2 separate regions of the Homo sapiens genome follow, and region 1 is linked to region 2. The links are chromatin loops, found by intact Hi-C in ENCODE. Cell type or tissue: dorsolateral prefrontal cortex. All regions are shown on one strand. Each heading gives the region's core, and the rest is flanking DNA. Links, peaks and the distances in the headings are about the cores only.

Region 1 (8,474 bases), core at 74-8,073, 61 kb after region 2:
ATATACAAACTGAATGCTTTTGAGTCAGAAATAACCACTCATAAATAATTGTAAGACCAAAATATCAGTCTTTTCTGATTAGGTAATTATTCATTAGTTTAGAATACCTCTATCCATTTTTTTAAAAAATATACTCAGTTCTTGACTCATAGTATAGCATGTAACCACACCCAATGATTTGATCACTTAAAGAACAACATGTCTTTTGGAACCATAATAAACATCATTTCTCCAAAATTTCCAGTCTGATTGATTGTTGAGATTTAGTCATATATGGTAAACATGATTACCTGCAGGCACATGCAGATATCAATAAGTAGAATTAGTTGACTTGAAAAGTTGAATAATATGCTAGAAAAAAAAATCATCTGGGTTAGAAGAATCAAGACATTTTTAGAGTTGGGAGAGAAGGGATCCAGTCCAGGGCTGGAAAATAAGTTTCATGTCATGTCCCACCTCCATCCGTTGGCAGCATCTTTCTCATCATGACGTGTAGAAGGATGCTGATGCCCGATCTGGGTGCAATGGGAGAGAGTGCCTCAATCCATTAGTGGTTTGCAAAGGGAAGCCCAGTTAGAGCCTCAAGCCCATAAACATCTTGCTCAGTAGAATCTTACATCCCCACTCAAGGATGAGAAAATGGAGGCCCGAATAACTTAAAAGCCTTTTCCATAGTCATCCAGCTGGCTGGTGGCCATGCTGATATTTAGCAGGTAAGAATTTCATTGCTTCCATCCCATGATATAACCATCTACAGCTGATACCAGACAACTGGTCTTAGCTCTAAGGATTAGAAAAAAAAAATCTTCAGTGTGGACTAGTATGTTATTGTCTTTAAAACCAGTGTTTAAAATATGTTTAAAATATTCAGTAAGAAAAGATCTGGTCTATTTAAGAGAAGGATGGGACTCATTAATAGAAATCAAATTGCGAGGAACCAGAAAAGTGAGAGCCAGGTAGCATTAACAGTCTGTGTTTGAGCTAACCCATGCCTCTTGTTAGGCAAAGGAAAGAACACAGCAGCCAGAAAGTGGCGAATTGGAACTGTAACCAGGGCGCCTGCAGCATATTCAGAAACGATTCCTCCGTTGAGAAATGGCTGTGGTCTCTTGCGTCAGAAAATGTAGGAGGCATAGGGTCCAGTGAAGCCTTGTAGAGAAAAGTTTTTGTATTTGCATTTGTTTTGGTTTTTGTTTACACATAGAGAAAGTATTTGGCCAGACACTGATATGTATTTTTCTACGTTGTGTGTATGTAGGTAAAAAAAAAAAAAAAAAAAAAAAAGTAGTCTAGCTAAAGCAATTAGGTAGTAAGCAGGCATCTAATATCTAAAGAGTGGGACATGTTAATTATAAAGCTGCTTATTGGCACCACCAGGAGTTGGATATGTGCTCCTATAGAAAACACGCATAATAATCTGCTCTACATTAGTTATTCTACTGTTTGTCAGCCACCAGGCTATAATAATAGCTGACATCTATGGAATGCTTAATATATGCCACCACTAGGCCACATTTGAATACATTATTTGATTTTAATGTCATCCATTCCAAAGAAGTAAGTAGTGTCATACCCATTTTACATAGCTGCAAGGGACATCCTGAAGATTCAAGCACAGGTTTACTTGATTCTAAAGCTACTTCCCAGGTCATCACATAAGTCTGCCTCTCTCATCCAACTGCTTTGAACCTCTGTTCTTACCTGTGAACTAGAGATCATACCAATAGAAGCATCAGAAGAACCAATTTTTGTGAAAACTTCATAATTTGTGAAGGCTTATTCAGAAATAATATGCTGTTATTTATAAATATTATTCAGAAATAATATGCTGTTATTTATAAACAAATGATTTAAACCAGCAAGCAGGCGCTTCATTGTCGAAATATTTATTCATAGCCGATGAGCAATGTTATTATGTAGTTTTGCTAACGAGTAATTTATTTTCATAATACTTTATGGAACTGTTTTTTCCAAATACATCATCGATTATTTAGCTAGCTATGATTTAGGCCTTACTTTTCTACCATAAATTTGCCTTTTCTCCTAAATAGTCATGCTTGAGGGGACTGCGTAATTGCTTTCAGCATAATTACAGCTGCACTATAACACAACACACGACTCACAGGTCTTTTGAATGCTTATTATTTTGGCATAGACATAGTTGATCAATTTTCATATTTCTCATTGGTATTACATTAACTCTTAAAGACAAATATGCTTAATGTATTAGATGTAAAATGTTAGTAGCGCACAAACAAAAAACTCATTTAGTTTATTTGTTGTCAGTTAATTCGTCACAGACTTCATGACTATGTTTAAAGGCCTTTGAAGGATTAGGTGAAAAAATGATACGTCACAATAAATTAAGCTGATGAATTTTTTTTCCAAATGACCATCTTTTTCTCCAGATGCTGGCTTGATGGTCAGAAATATAACTCATATATCCCTATTTTGTATTTATATATGATAACTCAAGTATTCTTTAAACTGAATATTTTGTTATGTTTAATAAGGATTTGCTCTAAAAAAGTTAAGAGAAAAACTCTGTATAAACTGAAATTTGTGACAAAAGAAAAACAAAACAAAAATAATGAAATTTGTTTAATGGATTTTAGAAAGTGGTCCTTAGAATTTCTAACTAAGGATTTGGGATAGGTTTTAAGTGAGAGTCTGCCTAAGACAAGGAGCAGGGTTAATTCTTCTCAGGCTCAGAAGTTTATCTCATAGAGCTGCGGTCCCCAACCTTTTTGGCACCAGGGACCAGTTTCATGGAAGACCATTTTTTTTCTATGGACTGGGGTGGAGGATGGTTTTGGGATGAAACTGATCCACCTCACATCATCAGGCATTAGATTCTCATAAGGAGCGCGCAACCTAGATCCTTTGCACGCACAGTTCACAATAGGGTTCGAACTCCTATGAGAATGAAATTCTGCCACTGATCTGACAGGAGGCGGAGCTCAGGTTGGCAATGCTTGCTCGCCTGCCACCCACCTCTTGCTGTGCAGCCCTCTTCCTAACAGACCATGGACCAGTAACCGTCCATGGCCCAGGGGCTGAGGACTCCTGATCTAGATAATTGAGTTAGGGCACTCTGCATTATGGCTTTTGTTGGTTTGTTATGTACTCTTTCACTGTCAGAATTTTTATGTTTCACATATTTAGGCTTCCAAGCATCACATTATTTTCCCCAGTTGCTTCCATTTAGAAATCACCCACTGGTCACCTGTACATACTAAGTAGCGCTGTTGATACTTTGCTTTTGTTTATTTGTGGGGTGGGCTTTTGTAGGTTGAAGCCTTCGCCCTCCCCTGCCATTTTTTAGCCATTTTTGCACTTAAACAGGAGATGGCAATGTGATCACACTGTTGGTCACTCCCTAAAGTTACACCAAGCAATGTTTTAAATATTACCTGGTTTTATCTCTGATATTTGGGAGAACTTTCTTTGTGTTGTATTGACTTGCTTTGCTATTCTGTTTTCTGTAGAAACGCTCCAGAGGACAAGTGCTGTTTGATAAAGTGTGTGAACACTTGAACTTGCTAGAGAAAGACTACTTTGGGCTTACGTATCGAGATGCTGAAAACCAGAAGGTGAGTGATCAAAAGCAATGCAAAATAAGATGGCTTGAACTGCTCATTACTGCCAGAAAGTGAACTGAAACTGAATGGGTGGATCACTTTCTCCACCTCCCTTCATTCTCCCACACTTTCTACTTTGAGTCTGTAAATGCTGTTAATCATCTATTCCTTGATGAAGGAAATCACTGACAGCTTCCTTTAATCTTGAATATTCTGGTAACAGTAAATGAAGCCTTGTTTTTCATGCTTGAATTATTTGTGGTTCCTGGAAAGCATTTTATGTGGTTCCTTTTGCCGGGGTGGGGTTGGGGGGAGTAATGTGTTTCAGTAGATTATTTGAACCAATGAAAATCAATTGATATTTATGTAAAAATCATGCTCATATCCCAAAATTCTATGACGATATTATGATTGTAACCCATAAACTGTCAGGGCAGTTCACCATTGCTGCTGTCCTATTTTTCATTTATCTTTTTATGCTTTCATAATGTTTCTGAATCAGAATATGAGGGGGATTGTGTGCTGACCTGACACTTGTCTAATATGTTTAGTAGATGTTTTATGTTTAATGCAATACCTCTGTAGACTGTGTTCAGGGCTGTATCTCCTTAATCCACGCAACTACCTGAGAAATACAGAAAAGGAAATCGTTTCCATTGCATTGACACTGGAAGCTGAGTCAGAAATTTTGCTCATAGTTGTTACTCATTTTGGTGTTGTGCCATAAATCATCCTTAATACCTCCTGAATTCTCCAGACAATGCCTCACTTCATTATTAAACATCTGATTTTACCAATGAGGAAAATCGGAAATCACAGGCAACTATTGATTTGTTAGGGAAGCTTCCTAGGTAGATGCCTAAGGATCTTTTATTGCAGAAGTCTCTAATGTGGAACTGAATGGCTAGGATATCAGTGTATCCAGTTACATATATTTTTAATTTATCCTAGTAACTTGTCTGAACATAGACTCTTCTGTCTTTTCCCCTCTTTTTCTGTGCTAGCTTGAATCCCTGAAGGCAATGGTTATAAAAGAAAAAGACTTTTGTCAGGCCCAAACTGCATACATGTGCATTTTCTCATTAGACCAGTGCCTGGGCCCTTGGAGGGCTTGGCAGAGGGGCACCAGATGTGGGGGAAGGACCACAGTAAGGGAAGCCTTCCCACGACCACTAACTCCGCACTGCATTTAGGGAGAGTCTGTACCTAATCAACATTAAGTCATTTTTATTCTCCTCTGATTCAAATTCAAAATGTCATTTCCTTTTCAGAATTGGTTGGACCCTGCTAAGGAAATAAAAAAACAGGTTCGAAGTAAGTTCTTTTGGATTATTTTTTGTGGAAATGTGAAGGTTTTCAGAGAGCAAGTTGTCTGAATTGGTAGCCCATACCTAAGTGGCTAGTGTGAATACAAGCTTTTCTTATCTCAAATTTGATCTGGCAATTCCGATAGTATTCATTTTGTAGTTGTCACAACTTGGAGTTAAAGGGACCGTGATGCTTGGCCTGTTTCTCTGCCTGTGAATGGATGTCAAGTATATGATTTAATCAACTGATGTTAGAATTGGCAATTAACCATTTAAAACTTCCAAACTGAATTATTAATGTTCCAACAGTCACAAAAGTATGAAAGGCCAGATGAAAGTCATAATCATTTCATAGCTTTGAAAAGGAATAACAAGTCAAACTGAGGTTTACTGTCTGGTAACAACCTCTTTTCCTGGTCCCCTGAAGGCAATTTGAAAAATACGTATTTTAATGGACCAAACAATTGCATGAGCAAGTCACAAATTTAAAATACAAGTAGCTAATAAGTCTTAAACAGTTGCTAAATTTTACTAATGATTAAATGCAAATTAAAATGACACATTTTTCACCTATTCAGATTAACAAAGAATTAGGGTTTAATAATAAACTATAGCACTTATTTACTCAATTGGTAGAGTAAGTTGGTTCAATCATTTCAGAGGGCAATTGTCAATATTAAAATTTAAGCTGTACTTTTTGACCCTTAATTTCACTTGTGGAAATTTATTCAGCATATCTATTAATGAGGAAAATGTGCATTTGTATAGCAAATGAAGTTTCATTATATTACTATTTACAGTAGCAGAAAACTAGAAGCACCTTAATTATCCATGTATAAAGAAATTATTAAGTCAATCATGGAAGAGCCATATAAATACATCTTAGCTCTCTTTAGTGGAAATCAGTTTGCAAAATATTATCTATAGCATAATCACGTTTGTTTTTAAAAAATTATGTCTGTATAGATGCATGGAAAACTTTTGGAAGGCAGGAAGGTTTTAATAGTAATTACTCCAGCAGTATCATCCAGTGTCGGGGTTGAGAAGGAGGAGTTTTTAAAATTTTTTTACCCTTTCCGATAGCTCTTACTTTTGCCGCAAACATGGATACTAATTTAAAATAACTACGTTTTTATTCATATTTTTGTCAGTAAAGTCTAAATTCTTCCAAACAACTAATTCTAGTTAAAGAACACATTTAAGAGCAGTTTATTAATAAGAACATCATTCCCATTTCAATAAGTAAAACTTTTCAACAGTTTACTATTAAAAGAGCAAGCAAATACTTCTCAGTGCCTTTGAAAGTCGTGAGCTATCAAAATAATACCCCAAGTACTAATAAAACATAATCACTAGTGAGCAGTTTGGAAATGGTTCAATACTAGGTAATATCCCAGAAAGACAAAAGTATAACCATACTTCTAGATATAAGAGAGTCGGGTGATTATTTATACAATTAAGACATCTTTACCGTATGTTTGAGGGAAATTTGATGTATCCACTACCCAGAAACTTGATAACAAATTAGGTTAATAGAAACAGTTAATTGAGATGGAAACCAGGGATAGCTGTAGTTGTGATAAATAGGTGAAAACACTACTTATTTTTTGTTCTGAGGAATCCTAAGAAAAAAATTAAGATAAATATTTTTCTAAGGAGTATTAAAGAGTTACTAAAATAGACATGCTGAATATATATCCTAACATTTTGTGTGCATAAAGTTCTCTTATTCATCTAATTAATGGAATACTGAGCTGATTAATAATTGCAAAGTACTTTGAAAATATATAAAATGTTCAAGGATAAGTCATAATACCATGACAGGAAAGGCTGTATAAACTAATTTTCTTTTTTGTTATTAATAGGATTCATTTTTTCTTTAACTTCCCATTTATAGTGTCTTCTACCATCCTTTCAAAGAGAAGAAAGCTAAAGGGACAAGACAATCAAAACAAGAGTTTTAAAAGATTTTTTTATCATGCAGATTAGGCAGTGTATATGACTTTGCCATAAAGAAAACTGACAGTCTTGCAGATAAAGGAGATAAGGAAAGTTGGAATTTCTTTAAAAATGGAATTCGAGGCCGGGCGCGGTGGCTCACGCCTGTAATCCCAGCACTTTGGGAGGCCGAGACGGGCGGATCACGAGGTCAGGAGATCGAGACCATCCTGGCTGACACGGTGAAACCCCGTCTCTACTAAAAATACAAAAATTAGCCGGGCATGGTGGCGTGCGCCTGTAGTCCCAGCTACTCGGGAGGCTGAGGCAGGAGAATGGCGTGAACCCGGGAGGCGGAGCTTGCAGTGAGTCGAGATCGCGCCACTGCGCTCCAGCCTGGGCGACAGAGCGAAACTCCGTGTCAAAAAAAAAAAAAAAAAAAAATTGGAATTCGATATTTTTACCTGTATTCTTTGTTGTTTCCCATCCACTAAAATGCCCTCTTGCCACAAAATTTTACATTCAACCAAGGCAGAGAAGTATTACCTTATCTAATGTAATTATTGTACCATCATCTCCACTTCCAAAATATAAATGATAAAAGGATGTTTCCATGCTTTTTATGCTGTGGGCTCACAGTATTCCTTTAGAATGAGATCTCTAAGAAAATGGAAACCGAGCTAACAAATATCTTAAGTCCAAATTTATGATAAATAGAAAATTCTAAAACTTCATGCCTGTAATCCCAGTTCTTTGGGAGGCCAAGACAGGAGGACCACTTGAAGCCAGAAGTTCAAGCCCAGCCTAGGCAACATAATGAGACCCTGTTTCTATTTTTTTAAAAAATTGTTTTAATTAGCTGAGCGCAGAGACACATGCCTGTAGTTAGTTAGTCCTGGCTACTAGGGAGGCTGAGGGGGTTGGATCACTTGAGCCCAGGAGTTCAAGGCTGCAGTGAGCTGTGATTGTGCCACTGCACTCCAGTCTGGGTGTCAGAGTGAGACCCTGCTTCTAAAAAACAAAATTTTGAAACTGAAGAGTTCTTATGAAAAAAATTCTTATTCCAGTCATCTTTTAAGCATGCAGGATCTTAAAATTTCTAAATAGACTATATTTTGTGATTTTAAGTATGTTTATGATACAGTAATTTTATGACATAGAGCATATATCGCACTTTTATGATATAAATGCAGTATATTAGAAATTTTAAGATTTGTCTGGCATAAAAGACTAACATTAGAAATTTTTCATAAGAATGAACTATCATCAGTGTTATAATTTTCTATTTATCATAAATTTGTAACTTAAAATTCCACATCAGCATTATAGAAATATTCATTTTAATGTGTTCAAGCTGTTTCATTTCCTCTTTCTAACTAGGGCCCTCATTTGAGCAGATGTAGAGTTGCAAACTTATTTATTGCGTAAGCACTTCCTTCTCAGTGGATTTGTTTCTGTCATATTCTTTATGGGGATATGTATTTGAGCTTTAATCTGCCTCTCTCCTTAATTTCTAGTGTTATGCCCCATTTAACTGGACTTTTTTTTCTTTATTGGGGTGTAGATTGTATTATAGTTTCTGTACACTTTCCCATTGTTTCAAAATACTGTCCTGAAAGATGTGTTTTTTGTGTGTTATAACCTTAGG
Region 2 (8,474 bases), core at 84-8,083:
GATTCCTTTTAGATTAGTGTGATTCTAAAGTACCAAACCGTGAAATAGGAAGATTAATGTTTTTACTCCCATTTAAATTGCAAACCTTTTATTCTTCCTACCACGTTTAACTCTATTCTCTCAGGACCTTGCTACCCATAGGCAGCCGCTGACACCTCTGATGAGCTAGTTGGTGTTCCCCAGGAATGGACACCTTAGTGTGGTCCTTTAAGATGCAATTCTCCAACTCAAGAAAATGAATACTCACCTCCAAGGTTGAGAGGGTGTTGTTTGGGCCAGGTGAGGTCCTGAGCCCTCCTCTGCCATGGGGGCTGGCCACCTTGTGTTCTTTGGTTTATTTTCTCTTCTCAGAAATCCTGAAAGGAGCTCTTTTCTGTTAAAAACATCTTCTTAGGCAAGACCAAACCAGTTTGAATGTTTATGAACAATTTCTCAGCATTATGCCAGTGTCCGATGATGAAAACTGTTGGCTTTATTACCTTCAAGGGTGTTTTCCCTACTGGCCTCTGAAGCTGGCCTCTGCTGCGTTGGTCTTGTAACACTTCCATGAGAGACTGCTCAGCACTCCCAGGCAGATGGCATTGATTAGAAATCTCTAAAGATTGTCTTTGTTCTCACAATTAAGCAGAGTTTGCTGCCTTTTAAAATGTTTATGTATAATCTGTGCTTAACTGGCCTGGGTGTTGCTACCAGACTTAAGTAATGGACACATCAAATAGCTGGTATTCTTACTAGATTCTTTTTTTTTTTTTTTTTTTTTTGAGATGGAGTCTCGCTCTCTTGCCCAGGCTGGAGTGCAGTGGTGCTATCTCGGCTCACTGCAACCTCCACCTCCCAGGTTCAAGTGATTCTCCTGCCTCAGCCTCCTGAGTAGCTGGGATTACAGATGCCTGCCTCCATGCCCGGCTAATTTTTTGTATTTTTAGTAGAGACGGGGTTTCACCATGTTGGCCAGGATGGTCTCGATCTCCTGACCTTGTGATCCACCCACCTCGGCCTCCCAAAGCACTGGAATTACAGGCATGAACCACCGTGTCCAGCCTCTTACTAGATTCTTATACATAAGAAGCAGATACATGGTGATAAGGAATGAGTAAATGTGTTTGGAAAATAGGACAGGAATACTTTGCAAAAGTTTTGGCATTAGACAGAGATAGTTCAGTGGAAAATATGTCTTCTTTTGGGTTGTACAGTGTTAATATAAAAATTATACTAATAGTAAATCATTCCCTTTTGTCCCCATCACCAGGGGAAAACACAGCTTGGAAAGTAAAGAAGATTTTTTGTTATTGTTTTATCATGCCGTTTAGAAGCTAAATGAAGAAGACAAAGTATTTATAGTATCAGATAAGAAGTTGCTCTGGTAATTATTATTTTATACTTGTAGTTCCTTGATGCCCAGAAAATTTATTTTCATTGTCTTTCTGGCTAACCAAGGGCATCACTGTCCCCCATAACCTTTGTCTGAACTCCTTGTCCCTTATCTCCCTCCTGAGAAAGTCCTGGGGTAAGTAATTATCTCCCAAGCTCAGATTTTCAGTGGAGTTCATGTAAGCACGTTACTGGAAATGACAAGTGCACAAAAGTGATAGATGCTACTGTTATTTTTCTGACAGAGTGGCAAGGAGAGAGTTCAACCTGTTCCTTAATTTGGTTTATTCATTATGATTTTATTAGCACTCGTGATCTTAAGGCCTAGAAAGCTCTAAAGGAGGAGGTAATATTTCATAAGTTTTAAGGAACTTGGTCCAAATCATCATTTGATTTTAACAAGCTGTTCATTTTCTTTTTTTAATACTGGAATAAATTCTAGCCAGGAGATAGTATCAAAAGGAATAGCTCTACTGGTTTAAAAAAGATGGCCCATTTATTGAATGTCTCCAATGTGTGTTGTGCTATATTAATGCTATGTAGTCAACAATGTTAAGGTTAGGTATTTTATCTACATTTTTCAACTGAAACAAATTGATTTTTAGAGAGTTTACGTAACTTACTCAAATTCACACAGTTGGTAGGGGACACAGCTAACTCTGAACATAATCTGTTAGATGTCATCACTTTTGTAGGAGATTGGTGACTGATACCAATTGGCAACAGTGATTAATAAATGGCATTTATTAATGTCTGAATATCTTAATGTGTTTTTGGCTTTTATTGTTAATCCTTTTTGAAAAAGACAAGGCTCATATCAAGTTGCTTACTGCTAATTATAAACTAGGTAGTTTATATTATGCTTCCTGGATATAACATCCGTGTTTTAAATATCGATTGATTGCTCTGTATGTGTGTGTGTTTGTGTTTGTGTGTGTGTTTTAATGTGTTCTCTTTAGTTTTAAGACAAGCAGAAGTCTGCCTATAGCAGACCCTCATTCATAAGGAAGATAAAATAAGGAACATTAGGGTCAGGATTTAGGATGGATGGGTCATTCTCCAAAGTGCTTTTCTGAATAATAAAGACATGTTTGCCTGTTTCATTTTACACGCACACTTAATAGGTAGTAGGGCTAGAATTCTAGCCCATGTCTGTCTGACATCAGTGACTATGCACTTTTCACTAGGTTGGACTGTCCTTATAAAAAATGATTCTAATAATTTCAGTAAGTTTGTTTATCATAGTGTCATTTTGCCCAGAAATTACCTATAATACAAAGCACAACTTAAAACTATCTTTTTAAGGATATAGCAGTTGGGTGCCCTCATTCAGCAAACATAATCTAATGAGGACCTGCTAAGTGCCTGACACTTAGGATTTAAGGGCCTGGAATCCCAAAGCTGAGTTCATACATTCAGCAGATACTCTTTGAGCACCCACTACATGCCATGCACTATTCTAGATGCCTGGGATACAACAGAGGGGATATGATAACTAAAAATCCCCCACTTCCTGGGGCTTAGAGCCTCTGATGGGAGGAGACAGTAAAAACCAAAGTAAGCAGCTGAAGTAGGTAGCGTATTGGACTAGTGATGGGTATTAGGGAGAAAAGGGGGCAGGAAACGGGGACAGAGCCAGGAGGGGTAGACAGGGAAGGCCTCGCTGAGAAGGAGAATCTGAGCAAAGACTTGAACACAGTGGGTGAATAAGCCAAGGAAGACATATGTTCCAGGCAAGAATAGCAAATGTAGAGGCCTCGGGTGGGAGGAGTGGTGGGGAGGACGCTGAGAAGGGAACAGAAGTAGATGATGAGGGCGTTGGAGTAGCGCTCTTTCAGGCCAGCGTATCCAGACAGTGGAGCTTACTCTAAGGGAAATGCAGAGTCATTGGAGGATTTTGAGCCAAGACGTGACATGTTTTTATTTATATTGTAAAAGGATCAACCTGGCTGTTGTGTGAAAAACACAGTACAGAGAGTGCAGAGGTAGGGAGACCAGTTGGGAGGTACACTGGAGTAACTGGGCAAGCAGTTACTGGATGGTGAGGTGGTAGGCGAGGAGAAGGCGTGATGGCTAGTGGTGGAAGTAATGTGGCGGGGTAGGCTGGGGCAGAGGTGAGGGTGTGGCAGGGAGGGGTGGAGGTGAAGTTACGGCTAGTAGTGTTGGAAGTGAAGGTATGCAGAGAAGGGGTGGAGATGAAGGTATGGTAGGGAGGGTAAGAGGTGAAGGTGTGGAGGGTGGGGATGGAGGTGAAGGTGTGGAGGGTAGGGGTGGAGGTGAAGGTGTGGAAGGTAGGGGTGGAGGTGAAGGTGTGGAGGGAAGGGGTGGAGGTGAAGGTGTAGAGGGAAGGGGTGGAGGTGAAGGTGTGGAGGGAAGGGGTGGAGGTGAAGGTGTGGAGGGAAGGGGTGGAGGTGAAGGTGTGGATGGTAGGGGTGGAGGTGAAGGTGTGGAGGGAAGGGGTGGAGGTGAAGGAGTGGAGAGTAGGGGTGGAGGTGAAGGTGTGGATGGTAGGGGTGGAGGTGAAGGTGTGGACCATAGAGGTGGAGGTGAAGGTGTGGAGAGTAGGGGTGGAGGTGAAGGTATGGTGGGGAGGGTAAGAGCTGAAGGTGTGGAGGGTAGGGGTGGAGGTGAAAGTGTGGAGGGTAGGGGTGGAGATGAAGGTGTGGAGGGCAGAGGAGGAGATGTAGGTGTGGGGAGGCAGGGGTTTAGGTGGAGGTCTGGTGAAGGGGGACAGAGGCGAAAGCGTGGAGGTGATGAGATGATCACATTCTGGAGATATTCTGAAGGTAGAGCCACAGGATTTGCTGAAGGACCATGTGGTGCATGAGGAAAAGTTACTTCTTGATGTTTTTGTTGGTTTGTATTTTCTTTGGCGTCAGACTCTGGGAGGATGGATTGATTGACTGTTCTGGAAGACTCAGGGATGCCCTGGTTTGGGGAGAAACTTCAAGTGTTCACTTTTGGACATCATAGGTTTGATGTAGACTTTTAGTCAACAGAAAAGAAAATCCCGCACTTGTCCTTAAGACTCTTAGGTCTGGTGGCAGAATGACAGATGCATGGTCATAGGGATACATATGCCTGCACTGGATGGAGGAGACCGTTTCATGGGGCAGAGGGAACTTGGGCAAGACTGCTGAGTGAAGGTGGTGTTGGAGCGAGCTTTGAAGTATAGGGTTAAGGAGTGCTTGGGGAAATGGGTGGACTGGGGGCTTCTAAACACAGAAGCAGCACAGCACGTTCAAGGGCACTGGAGACTTAGAAGCTCACTCAGCACCTGGAGCACTGCAGGTCATTGGGTCATTCATGACTGTTGAAGCTCGTGTGGTGAGGATGAAGATGAGGCTTGGGAATCAGGAGTAGCGGAGGACACCTGTGGTTGCCTTTACTGTTGTATGAAGGAGAAGTCAGTGATGGGGGACAACTGAAAATACTTCATTTCTTAGAAAGAAATAGCTTGTCGATTCCACAGCTGCCAGGACCCAGCTGGAGAGGAATGCCAGTAGAAAACAATAGAGCAGATGCTCATCTGTGGCCCTATTTGGTTACTCTTTTATACTCTTTTTCCAACCAGTGTTTCTCAAGCTGTAAAAATGCTGGGTTCCTAGTCCCTAGTTGTGCTAAAGTATATCATAGACTGAATTTGGTGAATGGCCCTTGAAATCCCTTTGGACTCACTGCCGGTCCCACTCCTGTGTGACTCTGAAAAGCTCAACAGGGCTGTCTGGGTGAAAAGAAAAGAATACAGTGAAGATATTATGAGAAGATAATTGGACAGATTTTCTTGACATTCAGGATTGAGTATATAAGAGATTTGATCTAAAATAAAATTTCTCAGGTTCTAGAAATTACCTGGGGAAAAAATTAAAAAAAAAATCTGTTAGATGACCAAGACCCCAACTCAGGGTGAGTGTTCAGCAAGGTTTTGTGGAGTTGAACTGAAAGTCCTGGGTAAGGTCTGGATAGGTGTCCAGATTGGAGTTGTCACTAAGGCTGAAACTGAAGGTAGCTGGGAATTATCATTAGCAAAGTTCTATTGTTCCCCCTTTCCTGTGCAGGCTTCTCTCTTTTTCTCTCCTATTCTCCTCAATGGCAAGCCTATTCCAATTAAAGGGAGGCACTTCTTTGGAAAGAAGAGGAAATAAGATGTTTTCAGCAATAATCATTACTAATATAGGTGGAGAATATCCTTACCACATATGATTACCTAATATTCTTCTCAAGAGAGATTGAGCATGACTGAGATGGAAAAATATCTCCATTGTGAAATATAGCTTGAAATGAGTAGTGCATCTTATTAACCTTAAGATCTTAAAATTCAAGAGTGTAGTCAGCATATACCTTCCAAATAAACCAGAAAAACAAAATGGCATATCCATCTATGAAACACAGAAAGCATTAAAATTGCTGTACCAACTTTGTCATAGTAATCAAAATATGCACGAATTGATAGCCTTGACTAGGGAATGGTCTTTTGTTTTCTACTTGTCATTTCTGTCTTCAAATGCAGCTATTCAGTAGCTTTGAGGTGGAGAGGGGCCAGTGGTTGGCAAACTTTAGTTTGTGGAAGAATCACCTGTGTGCTTATTAAAAGTGCAGATAATGCGATCTCACCACTCTCATTCCAGGCTGCATTTTAGAATCCTACAGTAGCTTTTAAAAATGACCTGTGCCTGGAGCCTTCCATCAGAGACACTGTTTGAATTGGTGGACGTGGAACCCAGGCATGTGTGCTGTGGAGATTCTGTACACCTGCACTTAACATGTTTTTTTCGGGCACTCCGGATGCTCCTGCTCCAAGTGGTCTGAGTTTCATCCTCTGCAGACCTTAATTCTTCACTGATTTGCTCCATTTGCTAAATAGTGGCATCCAGTTACGTTAATGTAGGATGAATAGTTAGGTGTATTTCAGATGTATTAAATTATATTATAATTAACTTTTTCTATAAAAAACTAAGTTAAGACAGTAGAATGGCCACCTAGCCAAAAGAGTATTTTAAAAAAAGTGATAAATATAATTTGACTACTATTCATCTCTAAGAAGAAATACTTTCTTGGTTTGATTTCTCCTAATCATAAAAATAGTACTTTTGTAGAAAATCTAAAAAAGTGAGTCAACCATCCAGAGGTGATCACTCTTTGACATTTTGACTTATCACTTAAGTCTCTCTTTTCATGGTGGGTCTGGATGTGGAAAACCGTGGGCTTGATCTGCAGCCTCGCCAGGGTTAGTAGCTAGTGTTACCCTCTCCAGCTGTCTGGCGTCTGATGGTGGCTCACCTCTTCCCTCCAAAAGAACTACCTCCCTTTCTCAGGGAATAGTTTGATCTGTCTTCCTCTGTATCCTCATTTTTTCCTATTTTAGGTCAGAAACTCAAGTGGGGGCCCAGGAAGCTCTCATCTAGCCCCAAACTTGTGACACTTTCCAGGACAGACAGAGCTCCCTGGGAAAATGTGTTGGGACCAATGTTGTCCACTCTTCCCAGTCTCTGTTTCGCTTCGAGCGGCACCCCTCCTTTTCAGCTTCTCCTCTTCTGGACCTGGTTCCATGCATGTTTGAGGAACCCTCTGAACAGAAGAGTTTAAAATAAGGCATCAGTGTGGCTTCTTTACTTAACCACATATAAAGCTTCCACTTAGACAGATTTACTTTGTGTTCATTTTAAATAGACGAGCTAAAGGATTTAAAACTAATTTCATTGTGAAAACTACAGTAGTTAAAAAAATTATCAATATACAAAGTGAAGCAGGGTTTGCTGTGATTAAACCTTAGAAAAATACCTAGACACAAAGAACCTATAAAAAATTTTAAAAGATGAACTGCATTTCAGCCTTTCAGGTTTTTTTTTTTTCCAAATTTATTTCTGAGTTAGTCTCCTTTGAACTGGAAATATGTGGATTCAAAAATTGAAAGAGCTATTTATTGGCTTTGTTGCCCAATGGAGACAAAGAATTTAAAATGGAACATCACACCTGTAGCTGTTCTGTCACTTTTGTCCATTGTGTGGGACATTCAACTCCCGTAGTCAGAATATCAGAAGGCAGCCCCAACCACAGGGCCGTCCTTTTATCTGCTGAGCCACCTCAGAGGCAGGAGGCAGGAGGCAGGAGGCAGGAGGCAGGAGGGAAGATGGCGACTGAGCCAGCTGTCTCTTAACGCTTTCATAACAGAGTATTTGAGGCATAAATGGGGAGCCCTTTCAGTGCTACAGGCCCACAGTGAACAGCCCTGGAGTAAGGAATCCTCTCATCAGCACCTTCAGAGAACTTGATGAGGCACTGCTTTCAGGCGACTCATTTGTGTGCCAGGGAGACCTTTGAAAGAACATTCTTTATAGTCTCCATCCATTGCTGGTGAAGAGATAAAAGTGGATGCATTACAGTAAAAACAGAATAATTAAACACTTGGCCTCACATTTGTATTGAAGGATGAAAAAAAATGCCAACAGTCTGTCAGACTCTCCAAGAATGCCAGAAGAGTCCTCCATTTCCTCCCTCTGTAAGAATTGTGATAAATTCTATTGTGAACACTTAGTTAATTAATTGTGGGGCAACAAAGTCAATGATATAGAACTGTGGGGAAAACCAAATTCCATTAATTTGGCTTTGGGCTACAGAAATGGCCTAGAAAATGTTGAGATCGAAAGGAGTGGGTAACTGATCAAGTTTAGCATATTCTATATGAGGGAGAGTTGAAAGCTATTAATTGGTGTTCGTTTCTGTTTAGTGCAGTATACCATAAAACAGCCAAGGGGCTTTAGGGGTCAGATTGAATTAGATCCCATTTCCCAAGATATCATTTGTAGACTTGTGACTTAGGACACATTTAGGTTAAATGAAGCTGATACATTCATTCATTCATTCATTCATTCATTCATTTAAATACTTAATGACCCCCAGTCTGCTGATAATGGTTACTTGGTAGGATTTTATAAGTATTAAATAGAAACAATAATAGAATACCTGGAATTTTTCTATGTATTTTATTTCTTTTCTGTAGCGATAGAATTGGCTTTTTATCATATTTCTTTATTGATTTGATCAAACATTATTCATGCTGTGTGAGTCTTCAGTACTCACCTCCTGGCACTCCTTTAAAAGGC

Evidence for each region. Hi-C counts contacts between places; a loop is a spot of excess contacts. Peaks named below come from ENCODE experiments on the same cell type or tissue, not always from the same donor. Only the 100,000 strongest peaks of a DNase experiment are listed, where the experiment ranks them.
Region 1: a loop joins it to region 2, with 4 times the contacts of the local background. A loop is called at or near these places in 3 of 110 quality-filtered maps.

What each region holds. Positions count from the first base shown.
Region 1 is chr18:5,440,259-5,448,732 of GRCh38, reverse strand. EPB41L3 (erythrocyte membrane protein band 4.1 like 3) reads left to right here. Exons shown (of 23, transcript NM_012307.5): 4 at 3,489-3,593; 5 at 4,853-4,895. Among named protein-coding and RNA genes, the nearest start is that of EPB41L3, 100 kb to the left of the region's middle. In dorsolateral prefrontal cortex, for the core only: no CTCF peak of the experiment used is centred there; no DNase peak of the experiment used is centred there.
Region 2 is chr18:5,501,054-5,509,527 of GRCh38, reverse strand. The region is part of intron 1 of EPB41L3 (erythrocyte membrane protein band 4.1 like 3); the gene reads left to right. Among named protein-coding and RNA genes, the nearest start is that of EPB41L3, 39 kb to the left of the region's middle. In dorsolateral prefrontal cortex, for the core only: no CTCF peak of the experiment used is centred there; a DNase peak (open chromatin) is centred at 3,151; H3K27ac peaks cover 491 bases.